Regions from separate parts of the Homo sapiens genome. Here region 1 is linked to region 2. A link is a contact called in ENCODE Hi-C or POLR2A ChIA-PET data. All regions are on one chromosome and are shown on one strand. The core of a region is the stretch at or near the end of the contact, and the rest is flanking DNA. Distances in the headings are between cores, read along the strand shown.

The links. Hi-C counts contacts between places; a loop is a spot of excess contacts on that map. ChIA-PET counts read pairs that join two places held with the same protein, here RNA polymerase II (POLR2A).
Region 1: a loop to region 2 is called in a map of endothelial cell of umbilical vein, with 5 times the contacts of the local background. The contact joins two enhancer-like sites. A Hi-C loop is called at or near these places in 1 of 168 maps with a recorded cell type or tissue (endothelial cell of umbilical vein). POLR2A ChIA-PET finds 5 or more read pairs at or near these places in 2 of 52 experiments (Caco-2 and Panc1).

What each region holds. Positions count from the first base shown.
Region 1 is chr14:74,985,677-74,990,629 of GRCh38, reverse strand. No RefSeq gene overlaps it. Among named protein-coding and RNA genes, the nearest start is that of EIF2B2, 15 kb to the left of the region's middle. Within about 2 kb of position 2,274, at least 3 of the 41 ENCODE cell types and tissues checked have a DNase peak (open chromatin) inside an H3K27ac peak, as active enhancers do; they include endothelial cell of umbilical vein, where a contact is called at or near this core.
Region 2 is chr14:74,617,743-74,623,143 of GRCh38, reverse strand. No RefSeq gene overlaps it. Among named protein-coding and RNA genes, the nearest start is that of LTBP2, 8.2 kb to the right of the region's middle. RefSeq lists enhancers at 86-952, 4,416-5,401. Within about 2 kb of position 3,148, at least 30 of the 41 ENCODE cell types and tissues checked have a DNase peak (open chromatin) inside an H3K27ac peak, as active enhancers do; they include endothelial cell of umbilical vein, where a contact is called at or near this core.

The sequences.
Region 1 (4,953 bases), core at 1,025-3,524, 370 kb before region 2:
GTAACACTAGGAATCTTGTGATATTAATAGTACACTTGGGTTTCTTGATTGTGGTGGTGGTTATGCAAGACTACCTGTGATAAAATTGTGCATATACACACACACACACACACACACACACGGAATGCATGTATGAAATCTGAATAAGCTCTGTGGATTGTACCAATGTCATTTTCTTGGTTTTGACATTGTGTCATGGTTGTATAAAATGTTAGCATTGGAGTAGTCTGGGGGGAAGGATGCAAGAGAGAGAAGGATATACATTTATTTGCAACCTCCTGTGAATCTACAATTATTTCAAAATAAATAGTTAAACAAACAAAACCAGGATTTATGAAATAAAAACATCTATTTAAAAGAAAATTATAAAATTATAAAGCATTACATTTGGGGGATGGTCATTTTTTTTTAAGAGACAGGGTTACTGTGTCGCCCAGGCTGGGGTGCAGGGGTCCAATCATAGCTTACTGTAGCCTCAAACTGATCCTCCCCCTTCAGCCTCCCAAGTAGTGAGGACTACAGCTACAGGTGTGGGCCACCACATCTGGCTAATTTTTTTTTTTTTTTTTTTTTTTTTTTTTTTTTGTGCAGACAGGATCTTGCTATGTTCCCCAGGCTGGTCTTGATCTCCTGGCTTCAAGAGATCCTCCCATCTTGGCCTCCCAAAGCACGGGGATTACAAGCGTGAGCCACTGTGCCCAGTGAATTTTTAAAGTAACTCTAGCTGTAATTGTTAAATGACACAATGCTAAAATAGATCTTGAAAGAGGCTGTTTAAAGTCTCTCTCTATATGTATTTTTTTTAAGACAGAGTCTTGCTCTGTCACTCAGGCTGGAGTGCAGTGGTGCAATCTCGGCTCACTGCAACGTCCGCCTCCTGGGTTTAAGCAATTCTCTGCCTCAGCTTCCTGAGTAGCTGGGATTACAGGTGCTTGCCACCACGGCTGGCTAATTTTTGAATTTTTAGTAGAGACGGGGTTTCACCATCTTGGCCAGGCTGGTCTTGAACTCCTGACCTCGTGATCCACCCGCCTCGGCCTCCCAAAGTGCTGGGATTACAGGCATGAGCCACCGTGCCCGGCCTAAAGTCTATAATTTTTTTAAAGCAGGATGTAAAAATAGTATATTTGGTGGGACCTCAATTTCACTCTAAAAATATACTTTATTTGTATGTATTATATATATATAAATATACACAATACACATATTCTTACACATACATATATATGTATATAGGTGTGTGTGTGTGAAGTGTGTATAATGACATATACTATGACATTAACAGTGACTATCTCTGGATAGTACGATTACAGGTTTATCAGAGACAATTGCTCCCAAAGCCACTCTCCCCTCCTATAGTAATAGAGTTTTAGCTGGGAAAATAGCCACCCAGAATAGAAACTACATTTCCCAGTCTCCTTCACAGGTAGATGTGGCCATGTGCCTATGTTCTTACCAATGGGAAGGTGTGGAAGTATTAACATTTTGTTGCTGCTTTTGAGAACCTTCCCTAGGAGATAGCTGGGATGGGTCTTTGGCCTCTTCATGACTTTCTCTTTCTTGCTGCATTTCTGCTCTGCCAGCTTAGGTGATGAGGATACAGGTCCTACTGTAGGGATGGCAGAGGAGTGAGCCAGAAGGAGCCTGCACACTCTGAGGTCTCTGCGGAGTGGAGCTCCCATACCAGCCTGGAATATTCACCTCTGGGCTTCATACAGCTGAGAGCTAAATAAACTTCAGTCTTGTTTAACTTCCACAGTTATCTAGGAGTTTCCATCACTTGCAGTCACACCCAACTCTAATAAAATGCAAGAATGATTTTTATTTTTATTTGTGTACTGTTCTGTATTTTCCAAAATTTCTACAGTTAACATATGCCGTTCATAATGAGAAGTAAAAGTTATTTGTAAGAAACATAAGAAATCCATCAGGCCCATTCTTTCAGCCAGAAATATGATTATGTTGATCAAATCTTCCAGATTTTCCAGAAATGTCCCAATTCCAAACATTATGGCTGATTGTCTGCATAATTATCAAATAACAGTTTCCTGGACTTAATTTGGAGAATACGGTGATTATGATGATAATTCTGAACTGGGGGCAGCAAGGCTTACTAAAATGTTTGTGTCTTTATCCTTCTGTTCCAAAGAATCTCCTTTAGGCCATAGGATCACTTCCTTTTCCTGAAGGCCTTTGACTCAACACTTGGGCATGTGAATGCACTACTGTTTTTATCCTTCTCTGATTGTTTTGGTGGATAAGTCATGTCTCTATGCAACCTGAGAACAAGTGCTATTGTAGTAGACACCTGTTGTTTTTGTCTGCCCTGCACCCGCTTTCCGTTGGGAACTGCCCTTCCTCATCTCATGTGATTTGGGTGGAACTGTCAATCCCAGCACCTCCTCGTGCCCCAAGTGGCCCCTAACCACAGGCCTGGCCCCCCACACCTGGGACTGGTCCATCATCCAACTTCCACGCTGATTGGTCATGCAAAGCCATTCAGTCCTGTGATTTGCTATATGGACCCTGGAAGAAAGCAGGTTTCTGTCCTCATCTGCTGTAAAGAGGTTGGCTTTGGACTAGCGGTGGCTACCTTTCCTGCCTCATGGGGAGAGCTTGTCTAGTGTAGGAGAAAGTCAGCCAGCTGCTCCAGGAGAAGCAAGTAGAGCCCAGTCCTAGACAGAGGGAGAAAGAACAAATGAGCTGATGATTTGAGATGAGCTGATGATTTGAGATGAGCTGACATGGGCCCTTAGATCTAGCCATGGCTGAAGGTACAGCCACCCTTGGACTTCTCAACAAATTCCCCTTTGGCTTAACTTTTTGGGTTGCTAGAGCCTTGCCTAAGCTTCTTGTGTCCTCCCAGGAGCCCAAGCCTATTTTCAGTCAAGGGAGGAGTGTGTTATTTGGTTGCTTCTGCTAAACAAGAAATTAATCTTGCTCTAAATACAGATTTATATTTTGTGGCATCTGGCTCTGTTCTTGAGCTTCCCTGACACTTTATCATGATCAATTGCTAGGAATCGTTTTTTTTGTGTGTGTGTTTTTTTTGAGAAGGAGTCTCGATCTCGTCACCCAGGCTGGAGTGAAGTGGTGCAATCTCAGCTCACTGCAACCTCTGCCTCCTGGGTTCCAGTGATTCTCCTGGCTCAGCCTCTTGACTATCTGGGATTTACAGGCACGCGCCACCACGCCCGGCTAATTTTTGTATTTTTGGTAGAGATGGGGTTTCAACATGTTGGCCAGGCTGTTCTCAAACTCCTGACTTCAGGTGATTCACCCGCCTCGGCCTCCCAAAGTGCTAACATTACAGGCGTGAGCCACTGCGCCAGGCCAATTGCTAGGAATTTGAAGGGAAAGTCTAATGACAGACACAGGTAGTGGAACCCAGGGTACGTGATTAGAAAAAAAAAAACAATCTTACCCTATTGTTAGTAGGATTGTGTATTAATTGTTGCTCTTCATAGATCAACATATTTAACATGTAACAAATATTTATTATGCACCTTTATACCAAGCACCAACATTGCATACTGGAAACAGGCCCTGTACAAGGAGAAACTCAATACTAATAAACAGATCATCCCTTATACTTTAGAGGATTTTTGCTTTTTGGTTAGAGACTTTCATTTTCCTTATCTCTTTTGGTGTCTACAACAGCCCTATGAGATGGGTTGGTTCTGGTCAACAGATAGTTATTCTGCAATTGATAGGTCCCTTCTGCTAAGTGAGAATGTCCAATCATTTAGGTACACAAAACAATATAGTCTGAGATTCTGAAAGAAAAAACAAGTGGCGATCAAGGCCCAGTAGCCAGTTATTCTCTTAGTCACTGAACGTTAAATCATTTAAAAGCTGGGGTTTGAAAGTCACACACATCTCCTGGAGTTTGCCCCTCACAAGCTGGGTGACCTTGTCTGTCAGTGGAGATGTTAGTAACAGGGAACTCTGATAAATGGTAAGGATCTCAAACATTTAGAGACATGTACTACTACTGGCCTTTTTTTTTTTTTTTTTTGAAACAGAATCTCATTCTGTCACTTAGGCTGGAGTGCAGTGACACGATCTCATCTCCCTGCAACTTCTGCCTCCTGGGTTCAAGTGATTCTCGTGCCTCAGCCTCCTGGGTAGCTGGGATTACAGGCGTGGGCCACCACACCTGGCTAATTTTTGTATTTTTAGTAGAGATGGGGTTTCACCATGTTGGGCAGGCTGGTCTTGAACTCCCGACCTCAGGTGATCCACTGGCCTTGGCCTCCCAAAGTGCTGGTATTACAGTCTGAGCCACAGCACCCGACCTACTACCGATCTTTAAAGTAGCAGGTCTGGATACCCATTACATAAGAGAATTTTTAGAACTCTCCATAAAAGGTGATTCTGGTAGACCTGGTTGTAATTTCAGACTGGACAATTCAGAGAAAAATAATATCGACTTTTATTTTGATAACTCCTCTCTTTCAAGGACTCCCCAGTTATTTTAACTACCTGAGAATGTCTCTTTCAAGGACTCCTTGCATGGTGGTGCAGCCCCGTCCAGATGCCTGTGTCCTGGGTCCCAGCAGATTCCTGCCACTCTTGGAGCAGACATGGCCCTCGGTGACCAACCTGCAGGCAGCAGACCCCAGAGGCCCAACACTCCCTCACTCGCATCTGACTCCCCTCTGTCCCAGGAATAGTTTCTGTCCCTGGTTTGATGGCCGTGGCCAGGAATATTCTAACAGACAGTCATTGTCTAACTTCAGAGGGTAGTTTGATTAACTGGTTTCTGAGCAGGGTTTTCGGGCAAGAAGGCAAAACTTCTCAAGCTGCTCTCTCCATTGCACAGAATGTGGAGGTGGGGATAACTGAAGTCAGAAAATTCTTTCCAGTCTCAGCTAATTTCCCTTCTTGGGGCTTGAGGAAGAAGAATCACAGTGGCCTGCACTGATGAAGCACCTGCATTGTGCCAGAGAC
Region 2 (5,401 bases), core at 1,899-4,398:
CTTCTTGCAATCCTTCCAGTCACTCAGGATTTGCACGTTCACTGCCTTTGCCTTGGCATGCCCCACCCTTCCCCATATGCTAAACTGCTTCTTAGACTTTAAGATTTAAGTCAGAGGCTGGGCACAGTGACTCACATTTATATTCCCAGCACTTTGGGAGGCCGAGGCGGGTGGATCACTTGAGCTCAGGAGTTCGAGACAAGCCTGGGTAACATGGTGAAACCCCGTCTCTATAAAAAAGACAAAAAGTAGCCAGGCATGGTGGTGTGTGCCTGTGGTTCCAGCTACTTGGGAGGTTGAGGTGGGAGGATCACTTGAGCCCAGGAGGCAGAGGTTGCAGTGAGCTGAGATTGCACCACTGCACTCCAGCCTGGGTGAAAGTAAGACCCTGTCTCCAGTAAAAAAAAAAAACAAAAAACATTTAAGTCAGAAACCAGGCGTGGTGGCTCACACCTGTAATCCTAGCATTTTGGGAGGCCGAGGAGGATGGATTACTTGAGCTCGGGAGTTTGGAACCAGCCCAGGGAACATGGTGAAACCCTGTCTCTACGAAAAATACAAAAATTAGCCGAGTGTGCTGGTGCATGCCAGTAGTCCCAGCTGCTTGGGAGGCTGAGGTGGGAGGATCTCTTGAGCCTTGGTTTGAGGCTGCAGTGAACTGTGATTGTGCCACTGCACTCCAGCCTGGATGACACAGCAAAACCCTGTCTCAAAAAAGATTTAAGTCAGAGTCATGACTTTCTGAGAAATGTTCTCCAACCAAGCCCCTCCTCGCACAATTAGCAGTTTTTCAGTAAGTCCAAAAGGCTGTGTCAATTCCCCTATGGAAGCACTTAACATCACAAAGGGAGTGAAGTTGTCCCCGTGCCTAGCACAGTGCCTGACACATATTAGGTGCTCAAAAAATGTCTGTGGAATGGGAGGGCATCATGATCCCAGCCAAACAGGCTGAATTTTAGAAATGGGTGCTTGGAAGCATCTCAGGCAGTGAAAGGAATTCCAGGCTTCACAAAATAGTGTGCCTGAGGATACCAATACACAACCTGAGACGGAGATTGCGGGTGGGAGGTCTCAGCAGCCAGGCAGGGGTGGATAGTGTGTGTGTGAGTTGCGGGGGGCACTCCATGGAGCAGTGGCTTTATCAGAAATGGGGACTGTTTCCCTTCAACCATCATGGACCCTTCCCTGTTTCTTCTTGTCAGCCAGAGGAGGGAAGCTGCTGACAGCTCATCTCCAATACGCCCTCCGGGACCCTCGAGCCACCCCTCTCCACCAGCAGCTTTGCCACTTACACTCACCATCAGAGATGTTCCCAAGCCCCGAGGCCCTGCCCTGACATGCATAGTGACTCTTGGCTTCCCTGGCCCAGACGGCCAGATAGCTCCCAGCTTCTTGCAGCAGCTGAAAGAGTTGAAAGGCCTGGGAGTCAGGAGGCCCTGGTTCAAGTGCTGGCCAATAACCAGTCACATGACCTTGGGCCAGCATCTCTCCCTCTTTGGGCCTCAGTTTGCCCTGCCATAAATTGAAGAAATGGGATGGCCTATCTCGGGGAGTCCCCTCCACATGCACATTCTGTGGACCCTGCAGTTCCTTGGATCCACATGCTCTCCTTATCTGTCTGCTGCTCAAATCAAAATCTTAGTGTTGACAGGGAATTTGTAAAAATCTTCTTTTTGTAGATGAGGAATCTGAGGCCCAGGGAGGGGAAGGGGTGTGATCAGAAAGATGTACTAAGGGCAGACACAGAATTCCAACTGGAGTCTGCTCCCAGACATGATCTGACTTTGGTTTTAATGACTGCTTGGAATGGAAGAATTCTTTGCACCAAAGCCGCCCATGTGCCTAGCATAGGTTCACATAGGGTATGGCTGGTGCCTCTTCAGCCTTCTGTAGGCAATCAGTTCAGGGTCCATCCTTTTGATCCTGTAGTAGAAGCCAACCAACCTAGACCAAGCCCTGGTGGGGAGACCTGAGCTCTAGCCTTCTCTGTGTAACTGACTAGCTGTGTGACCCTGGGCAAGTCACTCCACCTCTCTGGCTTTATTGCGGTGTGGTTATACGAGCTCCATTGGGCTGTAAGCTCTAGGGAACATGGACTTGTCTGTTTTAATCCCAGGGGGTTGGCTTTCAAAGTAAAGTTTCTTAGTTGAAATTTCAGAGAGAATCTCATTTGTTCAGCAACCAATGATGTCTGTATTTAAGTCAGCCCACAGAAATCTTAGGTCACTGACTGGCCAGTGAAAGGGCTGCCTGTGGCTCAGGTGCTTATCTTTGGTTCAATCCACTGTGGCCTGGAGTGTTATGTCACTGATAAGTACAGTTGCTTTTTCTAGGCATTGTTTAGAAAGGTATCTATTGGATCTCTATTGTCTTGGTGAGGAAACTGGCTCAATGAGTCACTTAGCCCAGGGCACATAACTGGTAAATGATGGTGCTGAGGTTAGAACCACAAAGCCCCTTGTTCTTCCTACTACTCCAGGACCCATAGCTGTGGACTAGTCATGCAGAGCAGAGTGCAGTACGTTGAGGGCTACAGGGATTTGGTGGAAGCAGCAAACTTTCCAGATGGAGGGAGGTGCCCAGGAAGTCTTCATGGAAGAGGCGGCCTTTAAAATGGGAGTTTAAACAAACAGGCAGGGGTGGTGAAGAACATTCCAGATCAAGGAAATAATGTCAGCCAAGGTGTTTGGGTGAGGGGATGGGGGAGAGGAAACTGGGTGGGATTCTGAGAGGGTGAGACTGTGCGGAGTGTCAGCATACATGGCTGGGAGGGTTATGAAACAAGCTTGTGTGTCAAACCCAGTAAGAAGTTTGGGATTGATTTGTGAAGTAGTGGGGATCCATTGAAGGTTGTTGAGCAGGTGAGTGACTTAATCAGAAATGGGCTGCCAGAAAATGTATGGTTAGTTCCCTATAAGTCTGTTCCTCCTGGGAGGCACAGGCTGTTTCACCTTTGCTGTTGTCTTCAGTCAGAAATGGGGAGGAACGGAACAGAGCTGAGGAGATGCCGCTGGCACCACCACTGTTAGGCGGAGGACCAGAGGGGGAGTAAGAAGACAGTGGGCAGGGCCAGGCCTTCATGGCAGGTCATGGGGGGTGAAGAGGAGGAGGAGCAGCTGGAGACGACTTTCCTTCCTCTCTTGGCCATCAGCCTCCTCTGGCCTGAGGTCTGGTCTGGTGAGGCAGAGTACAGAGCATGCCTGTGCTGTCTGTGTGAGTTCCTGAGGAGTGAGATCTTTAATTTTTGTCTGCTGAGCCCTGATGGGCGAGAGGCCAGCCTGTGTTACAACCTCTTGGGGGCCCCTGGGCCAAGGCACTCAGACCACAGTGGACGGAAACAAGGAATGAGTCATTCAGACTAGGACTAGCCGGGGCCCACTGGGATCTGCTGCACCTCGCCTGCCCCCTCAGCCTGGTGTCTGTGCCCTTTCCTGGGGATTTGCCAGGTCTGGGTCTGTTCCTGAGGGACTGGGGCCCTAGAGAGGGTATTGGGGGCACCAGGGCAAACATCATTGAGCCCCCACTCTCCATGGATGATCCAGGGAAAATGGACTCAGGGGATGATGGCAGAAGGCATCCTCTTCCTCTCTTTGTCTTGACAATGGAGAGTGAGAGGGAGCTGGCTTGCAGGCCTCCCTGGGGAGAGCTTGTTTTAGGAAAGACCCTACTGTAGACCTTCCTCTCTGCCCCTGCATCCCTCATCCCTCAGGGTGTGAGGAGTGTTACTATGACCCAGCTCAAAGCCAAGGTGGGCACAGGCTGGAAGATGCCAGCGACAGCCAAGGGAAGCTGCTTCTTGTCCTTTTTTGTCCTCAAATTCCTGCACAGCCATTCTAGAAGCCTAGATAGGCCTGCACAATCCCCCAGCCCACAGGGTTTTCTTCCTGGGGATTTTGAAAGAATAATCCAGGTACATGAGCTCTCCCCATCTGGGTAACTCTCTCCACCTCCAGCAGAGCATATGAAGTCCCCTTGGTCTCACTGGGAGGAATTACAGGGAGGAGGTCTTCCAGCTGCTCACACTGTTGTCCTGCTCAGGTCTTCAGAGACTGTGCTTGAGGAGAAGTTATGCTTCAGGCTCCCCCGGGGGTTTAGAAGATTCCTCCACCCCTCCACCCCCAGCCAGGGACTGAAGGAATTTATGCAGGTAAATAGGAAATGACATCTCAGCTTATAGTGAATGGCACGGAGCTTTCAGATCAGCCCACCCATGCACCAGAGACTGGAAATGAAGGGAAGCGAAGTGAACTAAGTGATTTGAAAGAGCTGCCCATTTCCCATCATTGCAGGACACCCTGGTGTGAGTGCAGTGTGCTGCAGGGAAAACAGCATGGACTTTGGAGTTGTTCAGACTTTTTAGTTGAATCCTGGCTCAACTCCCAGCTGTGTGGCCTTGAGCAAGCGACTACCCCTCTGGGCTTGTGAAATGGGAATGGCAACACCTCTACCACACAGAGCTAAATAGACATTGTATGTATGTCATTTCTCTTTCCCAAAGAGAAAAGCTACGAGTTGAGATGAGCTCTATTCAGCAACTGCAGACTACTTGATGGAGGTGGGGTGAGTGTGGCTGTGACTTCCTTCCTTCTTCTCTGTGGGTGCGAATCAGATTCACCGCCCTGACTCAGAGCGGACCCCTAGCTGGTAAACAGGCCTGAGGAGAATGGGGGATGCTTGGTGGGGGCTGACCTGTGACCACAGTCCCATGCAGCCATTAGCACCCCCACCACACCACAAACAGCTGTGCATGCTTCCAGCTCTGAGAAAAATGCAGCTGTCGGTGGTCTCCCTTCCCCTGGAAGCTGGCATTGGTTTAGCATCTGGGACCAGACAAACCAGGAGTGAATCCCAGCGCAGCCACCTACTGGCTTGTGACTGTGGATGAGTCATTTACTTCCCCGAGCCTTCATTTCCTCATCTGCTATGTGGGGAAATAATAGCACTTCCTTCATCAATAGCGCTTCTCATTAAACAAGGAAGTGACTATAAGATGACTTGGCACAGTGCCTGGTACCTTCTGAGTGCTCAAGAAATACCAAGGCTGGATGTGGTGGCTCACACCTATAATCCCAACACTTTAGGAGGCCGAGACGGGAGGATCACTTGAGTCCAGGGGTTCAAGACCAGCCTGGGCAAAATGGCAAAACCCCGTCTCTACAAAAAATACAAATTAGCCAGGCTTGGTGGCGTGCACCTACAGTCCCAGCTACTTGGGGGGCTGAAGCTGGAGGATTGCTTGAACCCAGGAGGTGGATGCTGCAGTGAGCCGAGATTGTGCCACTGCACTCCAGCCTGGGTGACAGAGTGAGACCCTGTCTCAAACAAACAAACAAACAATAAATGAAATATCAGTTGGTAAATGGAGGAGTAGTAATTGACACCTGCCCCTAGCCCCATGACA